Regions from separate parts of the Homo sapiens genome. Here region 2 is linked to region 1. The links are chromatin loops, found by intact Hi-C in ENCODE. Cell type or tissue: dorsolateral prefrontal cortex. All regions are shown on one strand. Links, peaks and the distances in the headings refer to the core of each region. The heading gives the core; the rest is flanking DNA. Region 1 has its middle 61 kb from the start of CNTLN. Region 2 holds the start of LOC124902126 (a long non-coding RNA gene).

What was found. Peaks named below come from ENCODE experiments on the same cell type or tissue, not always from the same donor. Only the 100,000 strongest peaks of a DNase experiment are listed, where the experiment ranks them.
Region 2: a loop joins it to region 1, with 6 times the contacts of the local background. A loop is called at or near these places in 2 of 110 quality-filtered maps.

The regions. Positions count from the first base shown.
Region 1 is chr9:17,066,062-17,082,677 of GRCh38, forward strand. No RefSeq gene overlaps it. Among named protein-coding and RNA genes, the nearest start is that of CNTLN, 61 kb to the right of the region's middle. In dorsolateral prefrontal cortex, for the core only: no CTCF peak of the experiment used is centred there; no DNase peak of the experiment used is centred there.
Region 2 is chr9:17,013,649-17,025,932 of GRCh38, forward strand. It overlaps LOC124902126 (a long non-coding RNA gene), which reads right to left and starts at 5,966. Exons shown (of 3, transcript XR_007061426.1): 1 at 5,877-5,966; 2 at 4,630-4,789. It overlaps LOC105375983 (a long non-coding RNA gene), which reads left to right and starts at 424. Exons shown (of 3, transcript XR_001746628.1): 1 at 424-573; 2 at 6,594-6,668. In dorsolateral prefrontal cortex, for the core only: no CTCF peak of the experiment used is centred there; a DNase peak (open chromatin) is centred at 4,553; H3K27me3 peaks cover 667 bases.

The sequences.
Region 1 (16,616 bases), core at 5,374-13,373:
ATACTTTCAGGTCGAGACATTTTTTAATGTAATTTTTAAAAGCCTGTAATACCAGATGTTCACTGAAAGGAGGAAAAAAGGCTTGGGAGTAGGCAGAAGTGCCTCAGAGAGTGGGGATATCCCCTCTCCAAGGAGAGCATTTGACAAGGAGAGAAGAAGGGGCATCCCCATTGGCTGGATATCTATCGGGCTTTCTTTTATTTTTATTTTTATTTTTTTGAGACAGTCTTTCTCTGTCGCCCACGCTGGAGTGCAGTGGTAACCATCTTGGCTCACTGCAACCTCCACCTCCTGGGTTCAAGAGATCCTCCTGCCTCAGCCTCCTGAGTAGCTGGGATTACAGGTGCCTGCCACCACATCCGGCTAATTTTTGAATTTTTAGTAGAGACAGGGTTTTACCATGTTTGCCAGGCTGGTCTGGAACTCCTGACCTGAGGTGATTCACCTTGCTCGGCCTCCCAAAGTGCTGGGGTTACAGGCGTGAGCCACTGCACCCGGCCCTTTCTTTTATTCTTTAGTCTCATTCTGTTTATTTGAAACAAAAAATTAGTACTGTTTTTAAATGATAAAATAGTACCTGTTTATGGAAATTTCTCAGATAATACAGCCTTGCAGAGTGAAAAATCCTTCATCACCCAGTCCTCAACTCTGCAAATGGTAACTTTTATTAAATGCAAAACAATTTGTAACATTCTAAGTTACAAATTGGATATTATTTATATCGAGTTATTTTTGGATATTATTTGTTTGATAAGTGTTTATGGAGTGCTAACTGTACCTAGCTCTCTGCTTGACTCAGGGGCAGAAAAAGTGAACAAGATGGGTGCAGCTACTGTCATCATAGATGTGCCAGTCATCGGGGGCATAGAAAAGCAAGCAGGTGAGACTCTGTCTCCAAAAAAAAAAAAGAAAAGCAAATAGGCAATGACAATGCTGTTAAAGAATACTATCAGAGGCCAGGCATGGTGGCTCATGCCTGTAACCAGCCCTTTGGGAGGCCGAGGCAGGCGGATCACCTGAGGTCAGGAGTTCAAGACCAGCTTGACCAACGTGGAGAAACCCTGTCTCTACTAAAAATACAAAAGTAGCTGGGCGTGGTGGCGCATCCCTGTAATCTCAGCTACTCGGGAGGCTGAGGCAGGAGAATTGCTTGAACCTGGGAGGAGGAGAATGCGGTGAGCTGAGATCATGCCATTGCACTCCAGCTTGGGCAACAAGAGTGAAACTCTGTCTCAAAAAAAAAAAAAAAAAAAAAAAAAGAATACTATGAGAAATTACAGGAGGACCATCTGAAAGGGAAGTAAAGCTAAGCTGAGATTTAGAGCAGGAGTTGGACGGCCAGTAGGTAGTGGCAGGGGAAGGTAGTAGAGCGGTCATATTTTATTATAGGACATGTATATAAGTAATTTACTCATATAATCAATTTAAGCAAATCTTGTTTTGTAGTCTTTCTGTAAACTTCTTATCTGCTCTATTCAATCACTGGCTGATGTGATGGTTGTTTTATAAAATGTTCTCCACACCTACACAAAATCCAAATTCTATTCACTTTCAGTGGCACCAACCACAGTACCAACTCACCTGTCAAAGCTCCCTAATCATTCAAATTCACATCCACATTCATCAAGTAAAACAGAATTGAATTAGAGATAGTCATAGACTTGTTCTCTATTTCATATGCACAAATTTATTCTTCTCAAATAGACTTCAAGCATATTAGGAGCAAGAAATATGTATTCTTCTATACCCTGTAGCACAGTATTACTCAATATTTTGTACTGGAAACCACAGGAAAAAAATACAAATTATGTTGAGATTCAGTATGTACATATGTAATGCACTCTGCTATTTTCTATTCAATTCTATTTCATTTTATTTGTAAAAAAAAATGCTGGTCGAGACCCACCAAAATGATTTTATGACCCTAAATTGATTTCCTTATGGGTTTCAACCTACAGTTTGAAAAATACTTACGTAGAATTTATAGTACAATGTTTGGCACAGTTTTAGGGGTCAATTAAAAAAAACACTTGCTAATTGATCTGTTTAATCAGAATGTTTCTTTCAGCCACATAGGAGGGAAGGCCTTTGAACTTATAACTTACATTACCTGGCACAAGGAAGATAGGAAAATTAAAGGGAGCAGGACCATTCTTCCCAGGATTGTGATTTTTATCAGTCTAAGATGTAATTCCTTTTTGTTGTTGTTGTTTGAGACAGGATTGCACTCTGCTGCCCAGACTGGAGTGCAGTGGCGTGATTGTAGCTCACTACAGCCTCAATCTCCCAGGCTCAGATGATCCTCTGATCTCAGCCTTCCCTGTAGCTGGGACTACAGGCACGTGCCACCACGCCCAGCTAATGTATTTTGCTTTATGAAGACAGAGTTTTGCCATATTGTTCAGGCTAATCTCAAACTCCTGGGCTCAAGTGATCCACCCACCTCTGCTTCCCAAAGTGCTGGGATTATAGGCGCAAGCCACCGCATCTGGCGAGATCTAATTCTTTTTATCCCTATCATGGAGTAAAACACAAGGAGCAAAATGGGGAGGTGAAACAGTTGTCTTGTTGTCATGAGTCAAATCTTCACAGCATCATTTCTTTTGTATTGCTTGAAATGTTTTGCTGGAGAACAGTCAAATGTAGATGACGTGACATTATTGGTTATTCTGTTTTATTTTCCGAGTATATAACAAAAATGTCCAGAGTTTGGGGAACATAAAAAGGAAATGATTAATTCTGCAAGAGTCGTGGATAGGTGTGGAGGCTGTGGAACAAGAATGGTGGGTGGTTTAGGAAGCCTTCACAGAATAAATGAGGAACTTGTTGCTGTGAAGGAAGGGAAGCAGGCATTGTAGAGACAAAAGCATTAGCAAAATCACCATATAAGGTAGTACCAGGAGGATCAGATGTTGTGACTGATAGAAAAAGAGCCAAAAAAGAGAATAATCAATGATAATGTCTTCTACAATTAAGTGACTGTTGATGACAGGAAAAAGGAACTCAGGAAGAACAGGGCTGAGAAGTTTGAGGAAGATAATGCATTTGTCTTTAGACATGCCAATGTCAGGGTTCATTTAAAGTAAACTATTTGGGGAAAAATTTACAAAATCAGTGAAAAATGAAATACAGTGAAAATTATATAATCTGTTTTAAAATTGTGCTATTGCAAATTATTTTCTATACTGTTTCATGAAATTACTTATGAAGCTAGTTCAAGTTGGCTGGAATAAGACTACTGTCACTGGTATTAAAAATTGGCTTTGGCCGAGCGTGGTGGCTCACGCCTGTAATCCCAGCACTTTGGGAGGCCGAGGCGGGTGGATCACAAGGTCAGGAGATCCAGACCATCCTGGCTAACACAGTGAAACTCCGTCTCTACTAAAAAATACAAAAAATTAGCCAGTCGTGGTGGCGGGCGCCTGTAGTCCCAGCTACTCAGGAGGCTGAGGCAGGATAATGACGTGAACCTGGGAGGCAGAGCTTGCAGTGAGCCAAGATCACGCCACTGCACTCCAGCCTGGGCAACAGAGCGAGACTATGTCTCAAAAAAAAAAAAATGGCTTCAAGGATTTAATATCAGTAACGATAAAAGGCAATGTATTAGGTATAGGGAGTTGTCTAAAGGTGTGGTTGCTATAAAGGCTAGCCTTGTTTAACACATTATTAATGAGCTGGAAGAGGAATTTAACATAAGATATATGGGAAGATTAGAAGAAGAAAAATAGATCGATGGGGATAAATTTAAATTATATTTGAAAGATGAATATATTTGTGGTTAATGAAAAAACACAAATATTCAGTGGCTAGGGGAAAAACCTGTAAAGTTACAAGAACAAAAGAGGTATAGTGTGCAGATAGGCACCAAATTAAACTTATTCATAATAATACATAACAAAACTGAATGTAGTCCATTGCATTACGAAGAGTTGTTGTTTTTTTTTTTTTTTTTTTCAAAACATTGTGGTAATAGTTTTTTTCCCCACAGTCTTTGGGAATCTTAGTCTATGTCATATAGAATATTAGTAACAATTGGTAAGGGATATGAAATAACAGGTAACAAAAAACCTGGTCAGCTAGGCTGATTAGGAGTTTTCATATCTTTGAAAACTTACATAAAAGGCACCATTTTACATCATAACAGTGTGGCTCTGAAATGAAAATAAAATATAATTGAATTTTGAAAACTAAGGCTCTTCCTTTTTTTTCTAGCATTTTAGATAGCTGTACAGGTCCAGTTGCTAAAGATGAGGACTATTGTGAAAGTAAATTTTCCTCTCTGAACATGTACAAGAGGAATTATTTCTAGAAGTATTTAAAGAAATCTGTTTCATTTAAAATTAATCTTGGGGTATAAACTAAATGGATGGCCTTTTTTCATCTTTGCTCTATTTTCCTTTTTATGCATATCTTTTTCTGATTACAAAGTAGTGTTTATTGTAAAAAATGATTTTAAAAAAGCAGAAATAAGTGATTTAAATTATTCATAATATATCATCATTTAGGGCCACCCAGAGTTAACCTTTTAGTGTTTATTCATCTAATCTGTTTTCTATGCCCATAGAAACAAAATAAAATAGAGAACACATTTCAAATGGTGTTTTGTAAGCTTCTTTTTCATTTAATAATAAATGATGAAAAATTTCCATGCTGTTAAATTGTCTCCTATAACATGACTTTAATGGCTACATAGTGTTCCATCACATGAACGTGCCATATTTTATTTAATAGCATTTTATTTTGCATATGAGTTGTTTATGATTTTTAGCTGTTACAAATAGCAGTGATGATCATTCTTTTATATAAACCTATGTTCACCTGATTTATTATAACTAAAGGGTATAATATAATTCCTAGGAGTGGAACTGTTGGATTAAAGAGTATTAATGCTTTTTTAATAGCATTGAATATGTATTCCCAATATTCCTTCCATAAAAGTTGTACCAGGCATGAAGTGCCTATTTACTTCTTCCCCTGCCTAGAAGGCTACTCAGGGAGGATATATTTACACACAGATAACACAATAATAATGTGTTTTATGTGTTTAGTGTTTGCCTTTTTCCAAAGTATTTTCTAATTTGATTCTAATGAAAACTTACACAAAGTATATCACACATCATGGCCAATCCTGGAAAGCTAGTTAATGTTTTTTGTAGGGAAGAATAATATTTAAGTGAAAGAAATTTCCATATTTGACACATCTAGAAACAATCTATGCATCTGAGCCAGGGCCATGTAGTTACAGGGTTACAAATTTGTGATAGAAGTGAAGCCCAAGAATATTAAGTCATGCTAAGAGAAATCAAAGGTCTGGTGTAGGAAGTACACTGATGGGTCAGATGATCAGCATGTACCTGGCAAAGGTCAAAGTGATGCAGGAAAACATAACCCAGGGAGTTAATCAGAAATCAAAATATACAAGGGACGTCTACAGAAAGCATAATATAGGATGGCAGAAGTGAACTGGACGTTTTGGAACCGCATTCTGGAATGGATGTGGAATGCTCTGGAAATGGAACATCTGGATTTGAGTCCTTGTTCGGCTCCTTATTTATTAAGTGATCATGTTTTTCTATAAGCCTTATCTTTCTCATCTGCAAAGTGGGTAACACAGGCTGCAAGTATTGCTCTGAGGATTAAATGAGATAATTTGGTGATACTTTATACATTTTAAATTACTATAGAAAGATCAGTTATTATTGGGGTGAAGGGAAATTCAGTGAAGCAGGTAAAAAATCTGGGATGAAGGATGAGTTCATGTCCTTTGCAGGGACATGGCTGAAGCTGGAAACCATCATTCTCAGCAAACTAACACAGGAACAGAAAACCAAACACCTCATGTTCTCACTCATAAGTGGGAGTTGAACAGTGGTAATATATGGACGCAGGGAGGGGAACATTACACACCGGGGCTTGTTGAGGGGTTGGGGGCAAGGGGAGGGATAGCATTAGGAGAAATACCTAATGTAGATGATGGGTTGATGGGGGCAGCAAACCACCATGGCACGCATATACCTATGTATCAAACCTGCATGTTCTGCACATGTATCCCAGAACTTAAAGTATAATAAAAAAAATCCGGGATGTCAGAAGTTAGGAGACACATCAGACAGGACCTAAAGGACTTCAGAAAGGCAAGGAAAAGGTCCTATGTGATCATTTCTACATTTTTATTTTTAAAATAATGCCTATAAAATGTATTATTTTGTGATTACAGAAGTCCTACATGCCTACTACATAACATTTAGGAAATTTGGAAAAACCCCCAAAAAACATTATAAACCACCTTTGCTTTCGCCACCCAATGACAGCTGTGCAAAATGCTTAGTTCAGATTCCAATTCTGTCTTTTACTGACAATGTTGAGAAGTGACAGCGTGCTGGCAGTCCTCACAGCCCTCGTTTGCTCTCAGCGCCTCCTCTGCCTGGGCTCCCACTTTGGCAGCACTTGAGGAGCCCTTCAGCCCACCGCTGCACTGTGGGAGCCCCTTTCTGGGCTGGCCAAGGCCGGAGCCCACTCCCTCAGCTTGCTGGGAGGTGTGGAGGGAGAGGCGCGAGCGGGAACCGGGGCTGCATGCAGCGCTTGCGGGCCAGCTGGAGTTCTGGGTGGGCGTGGGCTTGGCAGGCCCCACACTTGGAGCAGCAGGCTGGCCCTGCTGGACCGGGCAATGAGGGGTTTAGCACCCGGGCCAGCGGCTGCGGGGTGTACTGGGTCCCCCAGCAGTGCCCGGCCCACAGGCGCTGCACTCGATTTCTCACCAGGCCTTAGCTGCCTTCCCGCGGGGCAGGCCTCAGGACTGCAGCCCGCCATGCCTGAGCCTTCTCCCACGTCTGTGGGCTCCTGTGCAGCCCGAGCCTCCCCCACGAGCACCACCCCCTGCTCCAGGGCGCCCAGTCCCATCGACCACCCAAGGGCTGAGGAGTGCGAGCGCATGGCGCAGGACTGGCAGGCAGCTCCACCTGCAGCCCCCGTGCGGGATCCACTGGGTGAAGCCAGCTGGGCTCCTGAGTCTGGTGGGGCCTTGGAGAACCTTTATGACTAGCTCAGGGATTGTAAATACACCAATCAGCACCCTGTGTTTAGCTCAAGGATTGTAAATACACCGATCGGCACTCTGTATCTAGCTCAAGGTTTGTAAACACACCAATCAGCACCCTGTGTCTAGCTCTGTATCTAGCTGCTCTGGTGGGGCCCTGGAGAACCTTTATGTCTAGCTCAGGGATTGTAAATACACCAGTCAGCACCCTGTGTTTAGCTCAGGGTTTGTGAGTGCACCAAATCGACACTCTGTATCTAGCTGTTCTGGTGGGGCCTTGGAGAACCTTTATGTCTAGCTCAAGGATTGTAAATACACCAATTGGCACTCTGTATCTAGCTGCTCTGGTGGGGCCTTGGAGAACCTTTATGTCTAGCTCAGGGATTGTAAATACACCAGTCGGCACTCTGTATCTAGCTCAAGTTTGTAAACACACCAATCAGCACCCTGTGTCTAGCTCAGGGTTTGTGAATGCACCAATCGACACTCTGTATCTAGCTGCTCTGGTGGGGCCTTGGAGAACCTTTGTGTGGATACTCTGTATCTAACTAATCTGGTGGGGACGTGGAGAACCTTTGTATCTAGCTCAGGGATTGTAAACGCACCAATCAGCGCCCTGTCAAAACAGGCCACTCTGCTCTACCAATCAGCAGGATGTGGGTGGGGCCAGATAAGAGAATAAAAGCAGGCTGTCCAAGCCAGCAGTGGCAACCCGGTCGGGTCCCCTAACACACAGTGGAAGCTTTGTTCTTGTGCTCTTTGCAATAAATCTTGCTACTGCTCACTCTTTGGGTCCACACTGCTTTTATGAGCTGTAACACTCACTGTGAAGATCTGCAGCTTCACTCCTGAGCCAGCCGAGACCACGAACCCACCAGAAGGAAGAAACTCCGAACACATCTGAACATCAGAAGGAACAAACTCCAGACGTGCCACCTTAAGAGCTGTAACACCGCGAGGGTCCGCGGCTTCATTCTTGAAGTCAGTGAGACCAAGAACCCACCAATTCCGGACACAATGTGACCTTGGGTTAATTACTTAGCCTCGTTTTTCTCATATATAAAAGGGAGATAATAATAGTTATAATGGTTAACACTTATTGTACACTAAACATTGCTAGTCCTGCAATCAGTAATTAATTTAATTTTTTTTTTTTTTTTTTGAGACAGAATCTCACTCTCTTGCCCAGGCTGGAGTGCAGTGGTGTGATCTTGGCTCACTGCAACCTCCGCCTCCCGAGTTTAAATGATTCTCATTCTTCAGCCTCCTGAGTAGCTGGGACTACAGGCACGAACCACCATGCCTGACTAATTTTTTTGTATTTTTAGTAGAGATGGGATTTTGCCATGTTACCCGGGCTGGTCTCAAACTCCTGAGCTCAGGCAATCTGCCCCCCTCGACCTCCCAAAGTGCTGGGATTACAGGCCTGAGCCACTGCACCCAGCCAGTAATTCGTTTAATACTTCCATTGACCTTATGAAGTAGACCTTTAGAATTATCCCCGTTTTACAGAAGAGGAAGCTGAGGCTTAGAAAGGTTCAGTAATTTGCCCGAAGTTACACAACTTGTAGGATCATCAGGAAATAAAATGGGGGCATAATTACTTGACATTAACAATAATGTGTAACCCAAGTGCATGGACAGGACATGAGTGTGGAAATACATATAACCATTTGACCATAGCTAAGAAAAGTTTTGGGAAGTGTGAATAGAGTAGACTTAAGAAATTATGGTCTCTAAATAATGCCACAGTGTTTCCTGATGAACTAAAGTATAGTAAATACATGCTATGTAAGCAAGGAGTACCCCTCCTACACATACATGGTAAAAATCACTCATTGAAAGATTGAAAGCAGGCTGGCCACAGTGGCTCAGGCCTGTAATCTCAGCATTTTGGGAGGCAGTGGCGGGCAGATTACCTGAGTTCAAGAGTTCGAGAGCAGCCTGGCCAACATGGCGAAACCCCGTCTCTCCTGAAAATACAAACATTAGCTGAGTGTGGTGGCACATGCCTCTAATCCCAGCTCTTGGGAGGCTGAGGCAGGAGAATCACATGTACCCAAGAGGAGGAGGTTGCAATGAGCCAAAATCGCACCATTGCACTCCAGCTGGTGACAAGAGCAAAACTCCATCTCAAAAAAAAGAAAAAAAAAAAGAAAGGTTGAAAGCAACAGAGTTTTCCAGGAACTTGCACTCCTAGAACCCTTCTGTATTGAGTCAAGATTCTCCAGAGAAACAAAACCAATGGGAGATTCTTTCCCCTTCCCTTCCCTTCCCTTCCCTTCCCTTCCCTTCCTTTCCCTTCCCTTCCCTTCCCCTTCCCTCCCCTCCCCTTTTTTCTTTCCTTTCTTCTCTTTCTTTCCTTCCTCTTTTTTCCTTCCTTCCCCCCTCCTTCCCTCCCTCCCTTCCTTCCTTCCTTCCTTCCTTCCTTCCTTCCTTCCTTCCTTCTCTCTTTCTCTTTGTCTCTTCTATTTAATCTGGCTCAGTGATTATGAAGGCTGAGAAGTCTCGTGATCTACTCTGCAAGCTGAAGGCCCACGAAAGACAATGTTCTAGTTTGAAGGCCTGAAAGCTGGAGAGCTGATAGTGTAAATCCCAGTCCAAGTCTGAAGGCCTGAGAGCCAGGAGCACCAAGGGCAGGAGAAGATCGATGTTCAGGCTCAAGCAGTCAGGCAGAGAGCCAGTTAATCCTCCCTTTCTCCATATTTTTGTTCTATTCAGGCCCTCAAGGGAATAGATGATGCCCAACCACAAGGGGCAGGGCAATCAATCTGCTTTCCTCAGTCCACTGATTTAAATGCTGATCTCTTCTGGAAGCGTAGAAACACCCTCACAGACATACTCAAGGTAATGTATAACAGATATCTGGGCATCTTGTGATCCGGTTGAGTGGACACATAAAATTAACTGTCACACCTCCCCAACACAGTCAGCCAGAAAACCACTTCTCAAATGATCAGAGTTAAAGCATGAGATAAAACTTGTTTGCCTTTCTGGTGAAGATACCATGCATGATAACATTTCAACTTATTAGGGCCAGGACTGGCAAATGTTTTCTGTAAGGGGCCAGATAATGGGTCTTAATAGGGTTCCATTCAGATCTCTTCTACTTCACATGTTATAAATCGGCACTTCCATCAGCCTGATGCATTCTGCTGTGTTTCTTAGAGATGTTATCTCATGCTTTCAGTCATGTGGGTGGTACTCTTCCTTTGTATCTACAGCTGATATGTATCAAGGATGTTTTCCTATTTTCATATTCCTTCAGTGACTTCTATATGATTCTGGGGGTGGAGGAGCAGTTGAATGCAGTTTAACATTTAGGTTTAGTCTACCACTTTTCTATGGAATCTGAAGAATGATTTTAAGTTTGAGGCTGGGTGAACTACTAGCAGAACCTATCCAAGCATTCCCTATATCCCCTTTTTCATAGTTTTCTGTGAGCCTCTTCTTGAAAGAAACTACCTGCTTCCCAGTGGGTGGTTAAATCTAGATCCAGGCTACTCTGGAAAAAACACAGGATTAGGAATGAGACATGATTTCCAGTCTCAAGTCTGTCATCAATTATTTATATGACCTCAGGCAAGTCATAATCTCTCTAGGCCAGGTTTCTTATCTATATATTAGAGGTTTGGTCTAGATTGATGGTTTTCAAACCAAGATCCTGTGCAACATGTGCCTGTTACCAGTGTAACTGGGGTTTTTGGAACTTGATATGGGGTAATGGCCTGACTTTTCCTAACTCTCAAAAACATAAGGTACTGAAGAGACTTTTTTTTTTCTCAATTTAAGGCTCTTTACCCATAAATCTTTTTTTTAATTTATGACTATTTGGACTAGCAGATGAAAAGTGTCTGTGATCTCCTGACCTTGTGATCCGCTCACCTGGCTAACATGGTGAAACCCCGTCTCTACTAAAAATACAAAAAATTAGCTGGGCATGGTGGTGGGTGCCTGTAGCCCTAGCTACTTGGGAGGCTGAGGCAGAAGAATGGCGTGAACCCGGGAGGCGGAGCTTGCAGTGAGCCGAGATCGCGCCACTGCAGTCCAGCCTGGGTGACAGAGCAAGACTGAGTCTCGAAAAAAAAAAAAAAAAAGAGTATGTGAAAAAGTAGTAAATGATTCTCATTTGAAATATTTGGAAACAACCATTTATTTCAGTTTTGAGGAAGTATATGCTTGTGATAGTGACTTTATTTTTTTTTAATTTTTATAATTTATTTTATTTATTTATTTATTTTGAGACGGAGTTTTGCTCTGTTGCCCAGGCTGGAGTTCAATGGCGCGATCTTGGTTCACTGCAACCTCTGCCTCCTGGGTTTAAACGATTCTCCTGCCTCAGCCTCCTTAATTGCTCGGATTACAGGCACCCACCACCACACCCAGCTAATTTTTGTATTTTTAGTAGAGACAGGGTTTCGCCACATTGGCCAGGCTGATCTTGAACTTCTGACCTCAGGTGATCCACTCGCCTCAGCCTCCCAAAGGGTAGTGACTTTTATATTGTACACATACAGTCATGTTATGTTTAAGTGAAATTGGTCTCAGTTCACATGGTATTCAAATATATCAATACTGTAGTATTCTGAAAAGGTGCTTCCCATGTGAGCAAGTGTGAAACTGCTGTTCATATGTGTATTTTGGGACTTAGTATTCAATACATACAATATAGCTATATTTTCTTCTGGCAAAATTATTTTCAATTCACATGAAATTAAATATATCAGCACTTCATAATATATAGCAAAAAATGCCATGGATTTCCAGGTGCTTACCATCTGGACAACTTTGAGGATGATGAAACGTTGTATAAGGTTTCTCCCAGATCTTTTGGAAGCTCTTCATTTTAAAGAGTGTCTCCTTAAGTTATGCTTTCTGCTCACCCTCCCTTGCCCTTTTTTTGTGTGTGTTTTTTCAACCAAACATCAGCTCCTTCAGTATCCTGATATTATCTGTTCTCTACACATCCAACCTGGGAGAGTTGTTTTGCTAAGAGCATAGCACCAATGGGAAGGACTGCCTATTTTCCAGAACATCAGTGCTGTTATACCATTCTGCCATTTAGCCCTAGGCTCAGTCCTTGCAGTTTGACTGACAATCCCAAACAATGTGTCAGTGTAGGTTTTACACAAACAAGTTGAAAATCAATCCATAATGGGACTTCTTTTTTTGAGGTCTAAATGGGAGACAAAGATGAAGACTAGATGTCCTGGAGGTACCTTCTGGGCTTATCTCTGCCTTATGATCTTTGACAGCAGTAGGATACTACCTTGTTGTGGTGGTTTTGTACCTTGTTAACTTGGTTAGGTTGGAATTATTTTCCCCTGAATCTCCTTGCCTGTGTGTACTGGGTTAGGGTTGGGGACAAGAGAAATTTGCACAAGATTTGGGAGGCAGCTGTTAAATTCCAAAGGCTGGTGCCTGGTGCCGGGAGTTCCTGCAGCTTGTGCATGCGGTCGCTGGTCTGCTGACCCCCATGTGTCCTCTCTGTTTCCTGTGTCACATCTAGTGTATCTTCCCAACTGCCGGGCCTACTGACTGACAGTGGCTTCAGGCAGATACAAAGGCCACATCCTTCCATAGATTCAGCAGCTCCCACAATTATGTAGGTTCTAATTCCTATAATAAACTCCTAATTCCATAGTGATCCTGCTTGCCCAATGGAACTCTGTGTGATACACTTGCCAATGGCACTGTTTGCTGTTTCAACTTTCCTTTACCGCAAAGAGGTGTGGAGTGGAGGAAGGAACGCATACATGCCTTTAGTTGATTCTGTTTCTCTGAAGAGCATAGCTGGCTGATAATAACTCAGAGCAGCACTATTTTCAGGAGACATGGAATGGATAAAATGGATAAAAAGATGGAAAGAAAACGCATCCACTAAAAAGGTCATCTCTGCCTCTGGCATCAAATTTATGGCTCGCCTCCACTTATTTTCAAGATGTTACTTCAGTTTGGTTTTATAATTTCTGTGGTCCCTTAAACCTCAGAAACCAGCGTATGTTATAGATAAGTCAATGTTTATTTGCAAAACTCACTCTATTACTCTATCCTAAATGGGACTCTGCTTCTTACCTGTGCTATCAGGAAAGAGTTGAAGTTTTGATGCAAGGTTCATGGAGGTCATTACTACTTTTCCAAGCAAACAACCACAGAAAACAGGACTCTCTCCCCAAGTCCCCATCACCACCCTGAAAATAGATCAGGGCTGTGACTCTCTACCTACATGGGAAACCAGAGACCAAATACCAAAAGTGCTTTTACTTTCAAGGAAGCCTAGAGTCCAGAGATTCCTTTTATTATTATTATTATTATTTTTATTTTTTATCTTTTAGGGTTAATGCTAATGTGTTACTCTGACACTTCCAGCTGTGAGGTCCTGAAGTCAACTTCCTTGTGTCAGACCAGTGTTTTACAAAGTTCACTCATTTGTGTTCCCACCTTCATAATTTTATACACTTGGACTATTAATTTAATAATGTTTACTTAAATGTATTTACCATATTTTTTGAATCTTATGTACTATATACTGTAAGATGCACCCTTATCTTATCTTTTTTTTTTACCTCCAAAATAGAAAAAAAAAAAAACCTGTCAACTAAATTATAACACAATGCCTTCTTATCCTAGGAGTTTTATTTTTCACTTACTGAAAAGGCTCACTGGCCGGGCGTGGTGGCTCACGCTTATAATCCTAGCACTTTGGGAGGCCAAGGCTGGTGGATCACCTGAGGTCAGGAGTTTGAGACCAGCCTGGCCAATATGGCAAAACCCTGTCTCTACTAAAAATACAAAAATTAGCACGTCCTTGTAATCCCAGCTACTCGGGAGGCTGGGGTAGGAGAATCGCTTGAACCCAGGAGGCAGAGGTTGCAGTGAGCTAAGATTGTGCCACTGCACTCCAGCCTTGGAGACAGAGTGAGACTCCATCTCAAAAAAAAAAAAAAAAAAGGCTCACTTAGACTTCTACTTAGCCCTGGATGAGTTTCTGAACTATTTCCCAGTCAATTTTTTAAAAGTCTTTTTGGTTCTGCGTTGAAAGCTATGAATGTTAATAGAGTCATGGCCTACATAAATCTACCTTGCTTTGCACCAGTCTTGTCCAGTGTAAAATCCCTGAGTTTTTAGTCCAGGGACTCCTGGTCTTGAGTTCAGGAGAGAGGTGAATGGGACAAGGAGACTGTATGGACTGGACCCAGGAGGGTTGGGGAGGGGAGTTGCTGAGTACACGTTTTTTTTGTTGTTGCTTGGGTCTGCTCTGTGGGGCAAGAGGGCAGCCAGAGACAGTGAAAGCCCAAAGATTATTAGACACATCTTGATTTCAGAGATATCAAAATATGGATGGGAAAATTTCAACTGAGACTGAACAATATCACTTCTTAAAAAAGAAACTTTATATTGCCATCCAAACTAGAAAGCCAATACAGCTTGCCAGAAGTATAAATGGAAAATAATACAATAAAATATATGATATTAAGTTCTAGCTGGATTCCATGACTATGGAGGGCTCTCCACCTGAGGCAGGCTCCAAAAGGGGAAATTTGTCAGTGTTGGATAGGTTTTAAATCATATTAATATCTAACAGAGGCTTTCTTCTTTATTGAGTCAGAAGGATTGGAGAGTGTTAATTAATGCTAGGTCCAGGAACCATCTAAAACCATGTTAATAGATACCACCAGTAGTTATACTTTGGAAAACATAGTATAAGTAAGTACTGCCCTTTTTTTTTTTTAGACAGAGTTTCGCTCTTGTGCCCCAGGCTGGAGTGCAGTGGTACAATCTCGGCTCACTTCAACCTGCGCCTCCTGAGTTCAAGTGATTCTCCTGCCTCAGTCTCCCAAGTAGCTGGGACTGCAGGTGCTTGCCACCACACCTGGCTAATTTTTGCATTTTTAGTGGAGCCGGAGTTTCACCATGTTGGCCAGGCTGTTCTTGAACTCCTGACCTCAGGTGATCAACCTACCTCACCCTCCCAAAGTGTTGGGATTACAGGTGTGAGCCACCACGCCCGGCCTGACCTTGATGTATTTTGCTTTTTTATCTGCTGGCAAGAATGCAAATAAGTAGATCAGGAAAGGCCAAACTAAAGGTGTAAGTCAGGTATAAGCAAGGAAGTGTGGATAGATAAACAGAGATAAGTCAGAATTGAAAAACAAACAAAAACCGAGTCTTTCGATAAAGTCAGAATTGGCAGAACAATCTGCCAATCTGAATGTTCAGAGGCACTGTTTCGTAAGTTTTCTATTGCTTCCTAACAAATTACCGCAAGCTTAGGAATTGAAGACAACACCTGTCTGTTAGCTCCATTCTGTCGTTCTGTGGGTCAGAAGTCCTGCAAGTTTCCACAAGGTTTTTTGTTTAGGGTCTCTCGCAAGGTACGAATCTTGCTGAGCTCTTATCTGAACTCTCCGGGGAAGAATTTGCTTCCAAGCTCATTGAAGCTGTTGTTGGTATTCAGTTCCTTGTGATTGTAGGATTGAAATCGCTATTTTCTTCCTGGCCATGGGCTGCGAGTCAAGTTCAGTTCCCAGAGGCCTCTCCTTGCTCTGATCCTTGCACAGGGCCCCTCCATCTTCAATGCTAGCAATGGCATGTCGAATGCTTAAGCTTTGAAGTCCTCTGATTTCTCCTTCTGCCACTAGTCAGAAAATTCTCTACTTTTGAAGGACTCCTGTGATTAGATCAGGATTTTCCATCTGCAAAATCCCTGCACAATAGTACCTAGATTGGTGTTTGATTGAGTAACGAGAGTCAGGATTCTTGGTGGGCCATCCTTAGAGTTCTGCCAACCACAGTTTTCCTCCAGAATCAAGCTTGATTGTACAGAAATGAAATGGAGACCCTTGAGAAGTTTCAGTAGTAATTCCAGAGAGAATTAAAGGACCTTAAACTAAAGTCTGCCTTCTAGTGGATCATGTTACAGTAAGGCTCCAGAGTAAATCTCCAACCATAATAAATACAGAAGAGTTAACCTTCTATGTATTTTTACCTGAATGCAAGCCATTTCATGGTAATCCATAAGTGAATTTCACTTAAATATAACAATTTGACAAAAAGATAAAATGCCTAACCTCTAAACACTGAGATACCCTTAAATGCGAATAGAGGTTTTATTTTACTTACTGAATTTTGTTGTTAAATCTTAAACAGGACACAATTTTATAATCAAGTTAATTCTCTCATCCTTTTAAAACTAATGTATGGGTCGAAAATACTGATATTTAAATATGTGAACTACATACACACATATGCACTTTTATCTGATTCTGCTTAAAAGTTAGAACCGTCAACTGCTGACTCCCACTTTATTATTCAGAACTCAATCACTGTAGGAAGGCAGATAAGTTCAAAGATACAACAGGATTCTGGAGCCAAAATACACTAACTTCATCCTACTGAAAGGAGACAGTTGTGTCCCACTGAGATGATAGAGTTCAGGCTGCAGTGAAAGTTCAGGCAGGCCGGCTGTAGCACCTCCCTGCTCTGCAGCGTGCAGCTTCTATCTGGCGCTCCCTGGAGCTGGGAATTTACCACAAACACCACCTTGGGGAACAGTGTTAGCAGCTGAGAAACTGCAGAA
Region 2 (12,284 bases), core at 1-8,000, 58 kb before region 1:
TTTATAAAGCACTTAGAACAGTGCCTACCCACAATCAACATTGCATATTATTAGCTGCATTTGTAAAATAAATCCATAAACCTGAAAAGCTGAATATTAGCTCTTTTTTCCTTTGGTGCCTAATGCTGCCTGAGTGGGAGAAAGGCCAGGGGTAGGAGGAAAATTTGAAGAGTGATACTGTGATAGTTAATTTTATATGTCAACTTGACTAGGCCATGGGATGCCCAAATATTCAGTTAAACATTATTCTGGGTATGTCTAAAGGTGCTTCAGGGTGAGGTTAACATTTGCAGCAGTCGACTGAGTAAAGCAGATTGCCCTCCCCAAGTGTGGGTAGGCTGCATCCAATCCACTGAAGGCCTGAATAGAGTACAAAGGTGGAGTAAGAGAAAATGTGCTCTGCGTTACCATCTTCTCCTGCCCTTGCATTCAGACTTTGACTGGAGCTTGAGTCATTGGCTTTCCTGGTTCTCAGGCCTTTGGACTTGGACTGGAACTGTACCATTGGCTCTGCTAGGTCTCCAGCTTGCCCATTGCAGAAAGTGGGACTTCTTGGCCTCTCTCTCTCCGTAGGTATGTATATATTCCTATGGGTTCTCTTTCTCTGGAGAGCCCAGATAGATGTATAAAATAATATTTCAAAATATTGACCAGCCTCAATCATCTCAAAAATCTCTCTCCCTCTCACCCTGTATCTCCTTATTCCTCTCTCCTACCCTCCTTTTTATTCATTTTCTTCTTTGCTCAGCTTAGTTTAGCTGACTCAGGCTAAGAGGAGTAATAAATGAAGGAAAGCCAGTCAGGCCAGACTAAGTTGGAAGTTTGAGATCACTCATGATACAGGTATCTGTAGCTTATAATGGACATGGCCTGACAGGATCTTATCCCTGAAAATTGTGGATGTCATCAGCTTATTACATAGGAGGCAATAATAGGTTGTGCCTATTCAGAGTTATCACCATACCCAGCATGATAAGAATTGATTGTGTTAGGCATATATTAATTTCTGATTTTTGTATTATATATTTTTTACTAAATAGGAGATTTATTTTCAGCAGACACTTGAGATAAATTATGTGATTTATTTAAAATATACATTTATTACTGGCAATTTCAAAATTGCTCACATTACAAGTTTCAGGTTCATGAGATCCTATTTGTCAAAAAATATGGTATCATGTATTTTATCTTGCTTCTGTGATTTACAATGAAGACTAAAATTCAGAATCTTCAGTGTCCTAACCCTCTTTCTAGCACTTTATCTTGTTATGGTGTTCGGCAGGTCACTTAATCTCTCCTGGACTCATGTTCCCCATTGGTAAAATGAAACCATTAATAATATTTGCCTCCTACAGAATGGTTGTGAAGATTAGTCAGTTAATATTTGTAAAAACTCCTTAACCATGGAAAGAGCGTTATCACTGCGGACCATTAGAAAGGGCACTGCCCACATTTTCCTTCTATAGAATGGTCGCTCTTTAAAATGTCCTTCAAATGAGCCTTGCAGATCAACAAATTTAGTGTCTGTGTACTCTAAGTGGCTACTTTAAAAACTTTTTGTAGAATTTTTATAAAAGAATTCTTGCAGAAAAAATTTCAAAGAGTTCCAGTATATTGTTATAATTATTCTCCTTTTAAAGATTTTTTTTTTGTGGTGCTACACATTTATATTCACACATACACATACACTTAACACATTCATGTATTATGTAGGTGAATGGTTTTCTGTTAATATTTGTAATGTACAGTGTGGCTTTGTGTAGATTAGCAATTTTAATTATTTGCCTTACATGTGTGGTGCCCGATTTTTCCAGAACCCATAAAAGGGGATTGTTAATTTGAACTTTTTTGCCTTTTTTTTTTTTTTTAAGGACTAGGACTCATAGGGACAAAATAAAATAAAACATATGTTTAGGTCTTTGATACAGGGAAAAAATGGCATGGATGACCATTATTCTGTTCAACCTGGAATCATGTAAAAATAACAATATAGATGAAACTCTCTAAGACAGGTTTTGTACTTGGATTATCGCATTCCATTGGAAGATACTGCTAGATTTCAGTGGACAAAGTACAAGAGTGTTAATTTTCTTATTCCACAGAGGTTTTTGAGTATCCAGGGGAGATTGAAATGACAAACCCAATAGTTTCCCTAATTCCATTATTTACTGTTTTTCTAGTCCACTACATCGAAGCATCCATGCAGCATGCTCCCATCTAAATCACATCAAATTAAATTAAGGAGGCAGCAGGGGCACATCATATTTTCCCAGTGATAAACATTATTATAATTGCCCAGTGTTTATTGAAAGGAAAATTTTCAATAAAATGTCAAATAATACTAGGAAGTGATCACAATATCTTGAGTTTGGAAATGAGGAAATCTGGATAGAAAAAAATACTGAGCAACCACTTTACTGCTAAGTATATTTTTCAAGATAAGAAGATAAGAAAGATTTTGAGTTTATAAACGATACTAAGAGAAGGTTGGAAGACATCCACTGCTATAAACCCTCTGGAAGGATGAGTCTGAAACAGGGAACAAGTGAAAAGAAGAGTCAATGGCTTGGAATATGGATGTGGCCTAGGAGGGGGTAGTGGCGAGTGACATTCTTTCCTAGGTGACTGGCAAAGTAAGAATTACTTATTTGAACGTGGGAGTCTACAGTATGCCAACTTTTATATGTTTCCTGGGAAGTTTAAGAAATAACTGGATAAAATCCTTTCTTCATTCAACTACAAATCCCGGAGATACCAGGCAAGAATGAGGCGAGGAAAAGAAACAATATTTGAATTCTTTACTCTCTGGGAGATCAATGATCACCTTCTGAACGTCCTTCCTCCTTTGCTCTCATTATCCATCATTCGGCTTAGAGACTTGGGGAATGGAGAACCATGAGTATTATTTTAAAAATCCTTTTCTGGCTGCTTATCCCACTTTCCCTGCGAAGTTTCTCATCCTTTCCTTCCCTCCCTCCCTTTGTTGTAGGAAAATCTGGGTTCTTGTCACACAACCAGCAAAGATTAGGCTCACAAACGCTTTGAAGGGTGAGGGGGATGGAATTTATTGGGCAAAAAGGAAAAAGGAAAAGCATGCAGCAAAGTGAGAGAGGGGTTCCTGTTAACAGGACATCATCTCACAGATTGAATCCCAGGTTCCCACACAGGAACAGGAGGGACCAGGCTCCTTCCCCCTGCAAACAGCATGAACTTCCATGGCTCCACCCTGTTCTTCCCATGCACAGGCCGGTTGGAGGTTCTCCAGGGACCCCTTTATACTTAGGTGTCTTGCCTGCCTGCCCTGCCTGCCTCCCTCCCTCCCTCTTTCGAAAAATCATTATTATTAGTTTGAGTACATACATACAAGTATCCCAGAACCTGCCAAAATGCAGTATAAATGTTACCTAAATGTCCCATCTTGAAAGGAACTTTAGAGAATTAAACTTTAACATGGTTTTCTATCAACTGTGATTTCCTTTTTAGAGATTAGCCTACTCTTCTTACCCGAAGTTTTCATGGTATTTTTTAAACCTTGACCTTGGAAATTCTGATTTCTACCCTGCTTGAAATAATGTAAAACTTAAAAACCCACTCACAAATTTTTGAAACTCAAAAATCATGAGTTTGATCTGATTCACGTCTTCTACAATACAATAAATTTTTAGGTGAAAGACTGATAAGGAGGAAAATGTTGTTTCCAGGTTGGTCAGAACTTTAGGAGGATGTATTTACTGCATTTTTCTACCTATACTCATGTCAGATGTACATACATACATGAGACTAGTAAGTGAGACCTGTCAGAAGAACTCAGAGAAACAGAGTAGCCCTTCCCTTCAACGTGGTTTCTATCAACCATGATTTCCTTTTCAGAGATTGGTCTACTCTTCTTACCTGAAGTTTTAAAAACATAAACAGAAGACCACACTCCCTGAAAACAATTGCCTGACACTGATTATTTTTTCCTGAAACACAAGTCTGTAGGAAAAAAAAAACAAAATACCCAAAAACGAAAAAAAAAATAAATAAATAAACACCACGCTCCTCATCTCAATTCTAAAGAAAAGTCTCTGCGTTGGCTTGGAATTCTGTAAGCTCAGCGTCCTCCAGGCCAGACGGAAACATGAGGCTTCAAATGTTTCTAGAGCTGGCTTGGGTCAGTCAAATAAGTCTCTCAGAAGTGGAATAATTAAGAATAAGTACTTTGAGAGTGCATTCACATCTTTTATCACTTAGACGTAACTAACGGTTCCTTTACAGAGCCATCCTTTTTCTTTTCCTGAACGTGTAATCTGACATTCATTAGGATGAAAAAGCTTAAAATGTGTTCCTGAATGAATAGCGGTTCAGAATTCAGAAGAGGAGACCGGCTTTCACAGAAATGTGCTGATTGTTTAGTTGTAAAATAATGAGTCAAGGGAACAGGGACATATACTGTTCAGTCCAGCTCATAGCGTGTGGCTGCCAGCTCACCAAAAGAGATCACATAGTTTGGCCCGGCAAAGGACCAGACCACAGCCAGGGACTGCAGGGGTAGTGAGGAGGGCATGCGGCTGAAACATACCAGCTCCAGCTCTGCAGAGCCCAGCAGCGGGATCTGGGAGACGCTGCCGGACAAAGAGTGTTCATTACCTTCCAGCCAAACCGCTCTGTGCTCCTCGGAGCCAGCCTTCTTCTGAGCAAGGCCCTTAACACCCCTTCTTGTTGAGCTGCCTCTGCTCTCCCTGGATCCTCTTGGCTTAGCACCTCTCCAGCCCCTCCCAACTGGACCTCTCCTGGGACAGCATGTGCTCTGCATGGAATAACAAGGTTAAATGGACAAGGCTGAATGGCCCTGTGATGGGGAGTGCCTTTAAGCCACATGACGGAAATGAAACAGGAGCCATAATGACCATGACTGGAGGAGAATCAGATTCTGGCCTGGCCTGGTTCTGTGAGATACCTTAAATCATACTTTCTGTAGCATCCCTTAAAGGTGGGTAGAGAGAAGGAGAGAGTTAAGTGTGGGTGCAGTCATCCTCAGGATGGTTGATCTCTAAATCTATTCTTGGGCAAAAGTTTAGAGAAAAGCTGAATCACTCAGCCCAGAGGAAGCCTGAGGAGGCATAAAGAAGTCTTGGAAATCCCCTGAAAAAAAGAATCAGGTAGAGTTTGATTTTTGTCTTTGTTGTCAAATTTTTGGCTCAGTCACAGTTGCAGCAACATGAGAGGTTCCAGGCAGAAAGGAGCAGCCAGTTATTAGGAGGTGGAATTTTACACATGGTAAAACCTGGTGTAGAAGCTAGAAAAAGGAGAGCAGACAGGTCTAAGGAAGTGCTCCGGTCGGGGAAATCAGAGGGGAGCCCCAGCATGGGCCAGTGGGTCACCGTTCTCAGCAAACAGGGGTATGAAACTCAGAAAGTGGTTAGGTGTACAAAATCACCTTAATGAACCAACCTGCAGGCAGGCAGCCTCAGTGAGGTTGCTGAAGAGCTTGAGTATTGGAAGGTAAGGCAAGGGAAAGCAGTTGCTCAAAGCAGACTCCAGGAAGCTATAAATGCTGTAATAGAAAAACAAAGCGGCAAGTCACAGACCCTGCAAGCTTTGATAAACCAGGTGATCGGCAAGAACTAAAAGCTGGAAACTGATGTCAAGTCCAGATTTAGGGAGTGGCTGGGAGTGAGACCCAAGGCAAGCTAAGCTGCAGACTTTGGTGGTTCTTCCAAACAGGAAGATCTTGATCCAGAGGCAACTTTCACTCCAGCTAGGAAGCCTCTTAGATAAGATAAGTCTATTACTTTTTTTTTTTTTAACAACAAATATGCTATGCAAATAAGTTTTGGGAAATGATACATTATTCTCCATAACCTCTTACCTGGACTATTGCAGCAGCTTCTTACCTTGTCTCCCTGCATTTGTTCTTCCTTCCTGAAAGCCCTTTGCTCATACAGCTGCCAAAGCCATTCTTCTAAAACACAAGTCTGGTCATATCTCTCTGTCTAAATCTTTCCACTGGCTGACTATTATCATAATTTCCCAAAGTGCTTTAGTGAATACAAGTTCTGTGAAAAGCATGTGAAGTAATTAGCCAAAGAAGGATGTGTAGTCAGATAAGTTGGGAACTCTACAGGTTGCATTCCTTTTCTTAGAGGTTTCCAATGGAGATATGCATTTTAAAGTCTCTGAGAAGTCCCACAACAACTTATTGAATGATAAATGTTTCAACAATTTGTTGAAAGTAATTAAAACCCAATACTTTGCAGGCAGTTTTAACCATGGGGCACCTTTTCTTTTTCTTTTTTTCCCATAAACTTTATTAACATTGATTGGAAATACTCTGAGAAATACTGAACTATGGTGGGGGGTGGGGGATCCATCTTGCTTAGCATGAAGTATATACAGGTCTTTTTGATGTGGCCTCTCCCTGTCTGTCTGTGCTGTTCATCTCTCATCAATCTTCTTCTTGGGTTTTATACTCTGGGAAAACACAGCAGACTGTTGTTCTCACACATATCACTATGTTTCAAATGTTTATTCTTTTTAATAAAAACATTTTCTTTGCATCTTCCCTAACCCTTATGAGTAAAATGTTTCTTATTTTTCAAAATCCTTTTCAGATATCACCTCCATAGGAAGCTGTCTCTCTGCTTTAGAGCAAGAATCAACAAACTTTTTCTGTAAAGAGCCAGATAGTGAGTATTTTAAGCCTTGAGACTCACACAGTCTCTGTTGCAACCCCTCAACTCTGCCATTGTAAAGCTATAGCAGCTACATACAATCCATACATAAACGGGCATGGCTGTGTTCCAATAAAACTTTATTTATGCACAAAGGCAGCAGGCTTGATTTGGGCATGGCCTGTAGATTATTGACCCTTGCTTTAGAGTTACACTTTATACATTTATCGCTGAGGCAAAAGTTAAGTCTCTAGATGTGAAAATCCGTGGCTTCCAAGTGAGAGCAGTATATGGATGTAGTTAGTTAGACTGGACACAAGGTTGGTGATACAGGTGAATCTGCCTAATGTAGCATATGATACTGCTTAGAGTTATTTTATTTTTAATTAATTAATTTATTTATTTTTGAGACAGTGTCTCACTCTGTCACCCAGGCTGGAGTGCAGTAGCGCAATGATAGCTCACTGCAGCCTTGACCTCCCTGGCTCAAGTGATCCTTCCACCTCAGTCTCCCGAATATCTAGGACTACAGGTGCACACCACCACACCCAGCTAATGTATTTTTGTGTGTGAATACAGGGTTTTGCCATGTTGTCCAGGCTAATCTCAAACTCCTGGGCTTAAGCGATCCACCCACCTCCACCTCCCAAAGGGCTGGGATTACAGGTGTGAGCCACATAGCCCAACCTAGAGTTATTTTAGATTCTCGTCATCCCAGTTAACTGAAAGAACTGCCTGCTAAAGGTAAGGTAAAATTAGAGACTCTTCTGTAATGTTGGTTTAGGAATCAGCCCTTGAAAAATATTGCTAAAGGCAAAAATGTCTATTATAAGTTGGCTGAGATATTATTTTAAGGGAAAAATTATGTCTAAAGTGCTAAGCCTTCATTAGCTGCTTAAAGAGAAACTCTACTCTTCTGAACTGCTGTCTGGAAAATAAAGTGAACTAGAACTGGTACATTAGCAAGAGAGAAATGTAATGGGCCCAGTGAAACGTATTGCCCCATCTGGGCCACAGTGCAGGATTGGCTGATGGGGATTGTCAGTGTTTGGGGGACAAGAACGGGGGTGAATCGGAAAGCTGGAAGAGAGGTGGATACCTGTCCTGGAATGGAAGTGACCAGAAGACATGACCAGGGGCTGTTCCTGGGGAAAATAGTAGGTAGGAATCTCTGGTTAAGTAAATTCAGGAAGTGAAATTCATTAGATGTCTGAGATTAAAACCTGACAGGAACAAACAAGCCATGGTAGGGTTTAGACAGAGGGGATTGCAAGGCATTGCATCAGAAGGCTGAATCCCTTTGTAATGGCAGAGTTTCAACTCCACAAAATGCTCCTTTTTGCCTTCTAGTCCTAACTTTCTGTATTGCCTGGTAATGGTGAAAATGGTGAATGACTAGCTATACATTAAATGTTCAGGCTCCCTGTCCATGGTATCCATGGTACAGAATTATTACAGGAACCTAATTTCCCAGCCTTTCTTGCTCATAGGTGGAGCTATGAGAGTAAGTTCAGGCCAATGGAATGTAGGTGGAAATGAATTACATCTCTTGGGCCTGACCCATAAAATCTCCCACTGGCTTCTCCACTGTTTCTCTACTCCATCTGCTGACTAGATTCGGGCAACTTCAGATATCATCTGTTAAAGGCAGCAAAGATTCTATAAAACTCAAGTCTTTGATGGATTCTGTGGAACAGAAAGAATCCCCTATCCATTCAAACATGTAAAACTACCAACATAAACTTCTGTTGTGTTAAGCCATTGAGATTTCAGAGTTTATCTATTATGGGAGGTAGCATCTGCTTGACAAGTACAAGCAGAAAATGAGCATTGCTGTAATAATTAAAGGAGCTCCACTCTATAAAGCAATTCTAGATAAGAACATGGAGCCCACTGAACCAGAAAACATAAGGAAGACACGTTTCCAAATATGCCATTATTTCCAATTTTCAATAAGTGTCACTTGCTTTAACAAATCACATTTTTGGAAATAAATTTTTATGTGTGTTACCATCTCTACTGTCAAATGAATCAACTGAAATATGACACTTCTTCTAGAAGCTTTAGGAAACAAACACCCAGAGGAATAAAAGTTTTAAAAAACGTAAAACCAAGCAAACGTGGGGAACATAGATGCCTCATTGCTCAAACCCAAAAAATGAAGTTAAGCCATTTATTTCCAGGTAGAAAATATCAGGAATAAGCCATTTGAACAATATGAGAACACAATTAGCCGGACCAATTATATTGTCTAAGGGACCGTTATCAGCAGGTTGATTTAGAAAACTACTCAATTTGCTTATCTACCTGCCAAAAAAGTCGTGGTGAAACTCATTTGAAAAGTAATTTAAATTTTTTTATTAAAAAATTTCATCTCTATTTTTTCTTCATAAAGGGGTCATTGGAACAGCATGATTCTTGAGGAAAGGTTTTCCTAGGTGAGATTATGTTTGTATCTTTATCATGAAGAAAAAAAAACCAGAATTGTTCATAAACTATGTGATATAAAATTCAGTTTGATCATTAAAGACAAGCTGTTCAGTTATAGATAATCAATCATAGCTTATTAGGCCACTCTGGATAAACACAACTTTGAAATGTCAATTAAATAGGTTTCCTAAGATATCCATTATTATAATGACACTAAAAATTATGATCATTTTCCAGGATTGAAACAGCGTAGTGTGGTAGTTAAGAATATAATCACTTTTGTTCATCAGGACACCTTTACAGAAGCGAAAAGGCAAAAGAGAGTAATAAATGATAATTACGGCAAAGGATTATTTGAGATATATATTTTCTTTTTTTTTTTTTTTTTTTGAGATGGAGTTTCGCTCTTGTTGCCTAGGCTGGAGTGCAGTGGTGTGATCTCAGCTCACTGCAAACTCTGCCGCCCGAGTTCAAGCGATTCTCCTGCGTCAGCCTCCTGAGTAGCTGGGATTACAGGTGCGCACCACCATGCCCAGCTAATTTTTTGTATTTTTAGTAGAGACGGAGTTTCACCATGTTGGCCAGGCTGGTCTTGAACTCCTGACCTCAGGTGATCCATCTGCCTCAGCCTCCCAAAGTGCTGGGATTACAGGCATGAGCCACCATGCCCAGCCAGGATACATATTTTCTAATAAAGGATTTGTGACAAACGATTTATTTAGGATATATAAAGACTTTTAAAACTCAGCAAAAGATGAACAACCCAGTAGAAAAATGGGCAAAAGAGGCTGGGCACAGTGGCTCACGCCTGTAATCCCAGCACTTTGGGAGGCCGAGGTGGGCAGATCACGAGGTCAGGAGATCGAGACCATCCTGGCTAGCACAGTGAAACCCCGTCTCTACTAAATATACAAAAACAAAATTAGATGGGTGTAGCAGTGGGTGCCTGTAGTCCCAGCTACTCGAGAGGCTGAGGTGGGAGAATGGCGTGAACCCAGGAGGTGGAGCTTGCAGTGAGCCGAGATCATGCCATTGCACTTCAGCCTGGGTGACAGAGCGAGACTCCGTCTCAAAAGAAAAAAAAAAAAAACAGAAAGAAAAATGGGCAAAAGATTAAAACAAGGCCCAGTGCGGTGGCTCATGCCTATAATCCCAGCATTTTGGGAGGCCGAGGGCGGGAGGATCACTTGTGTCTAGGAGTTCGAGACCAGCCTGGGCAACACAGTGAGACCCTGTCTCCACAAAAAAAACACAAAAATTAGCTGGGCATGGTGGTGCATGCCTGTAGGTTGGTAAGGTGGGAGGATTGCTTGTGCCTGGGAGGTCAGCTCCTTGGGAGGCTGAGGTGGGAGGATTGCTTGTGTCTGGGAGGCTGAGGTGGGAGGATTGCTTGTGCCTGGGAGGTCAAGGCTGCAGTGAGCCATGATTGCACCACTGCATTTAGCCCTGGTGACAGAGTGAGACCCTGTCTTAAAAACAAAAGAAAGTGATTTTCTTAACGTTGCTGGTTATCAGAGAGATGTAAATCTAAATCACAATATTATTATGCATCCAGCAGAAAGGCCAAAAATAAAAAGGCAAACAATACCAAGTGTTGGCGAGGATGTGAAATAACTGGACCTCTCATATGCTGCTAGTCAAAGTGTAAATTTGTATAAACACTTTGAAAACAATTTGATGTTTTCTAATAACATGAACATACACATGCCCTATGACCCAGCAATTATACTTTGAGACATATGTAATATGCTCAACAGAGAAATGTACATATGTGCACCAAAATACATGAATAAGAATCTTTATGGTAGAATTATTTTTCATAGCCCCAAACTGGAAGCTACTCAAATTTACCTCAACAGTAGAATGAACTGTAGTCTAGTCATATATTACAATACTATACAACACTAACAATAACATGGCTAATTCTTTACACATGGCAGGTTAACTTTTATAATCATAATGTTGAGTAAAAGAAGCCAGACCCAAAAGAAAAAATACTGTATAATTCAATTTATTAAAAAAATGAAATTAACCTGTGGTGTTAGGAGTCAGGATAGGACTTTTTTTCTGGGAGGGGATAAAAACTAGCAGGGGCACAAATGGAGGTTCTGGGGGCTGTCATGCTCCATTTCTTGATCTGGGTGCCAAGTGGGCTTACTTTATGAAATTTATGAAAATTAACTTAGCCCCACACTTATGATTTGTGCACTTTTCTCCATGTTGATTAGAAAAGGAGGAAAGAGTGTAGACGTTGGTGTCAAATTGCCTGGTTTCATATTATAGCTTTACTCCTTACTAATCAATGTCCTTGGGAAATTTATTTTACCTTTCTTTGTCTCGGGTTACTCATCTGTGAAATGGGGATTATATGATTACCTTCCTTTTAGACTATTAGGAGGATAAATGTGACCATGCACCCAAAGCTCATAAAAGAGTACTGGGCACATGTTTAGCATGTAATAAGTGTCAATTGTTGTAATAATTATCATTAACTCTCAAGAAGACTGGTTGATAAATATTATCTTACAATGTCACTTTTTCCAAGGTAAGAATAATTAGAATAACACAGAAAACCATTCAACATTTTTATTTTGCCTTAGTGTTTTTTAACTCCTTGACCTTCAAAAATAGGGAGTTTCTCAAAACCAACATGGACAACTCCCAAAGCAAAAAGAAAATTCATTTGAAAACTATGGTGTAGTCTGTCTCAACTAATATAAATATTATTGCCACACAAAGGACATCTGTAAGTAGGTACAGTGCCTGAGAAGAAGAAAAAAGATCAGGTTTCAATTATGTAAGGCATGAATTCTTATTTTAAAATGGTCAGTAATGCAATGCTCATACCTCAAGATGGAAGGAATTAGTCAATTTATCCTTGTGTGCAATGGGGTATGATTTTTTATTATGTAGATTTTAAAATTCATTAATAACATTTTAAATTTTTACCCTTCTGGTATACTAAGTTTTTACATCAGTATATAATCTAATATTTATAAGATCTCTACTATATTTTTGTATTAACCCCGATCTCATTTGTACACAAATTCATCCTGTGTTTGCTTTTATATAAAAAATTGGTTCAGAAAATTAAAACCCCAAACACCAATATTAGGTTAGGAAATTTAGACCATAACTTGGACTGTTTGTAATGTTAGTAGTTGATTTAGAGCTTTTGAAACACTGGTGTCCATATTTAAA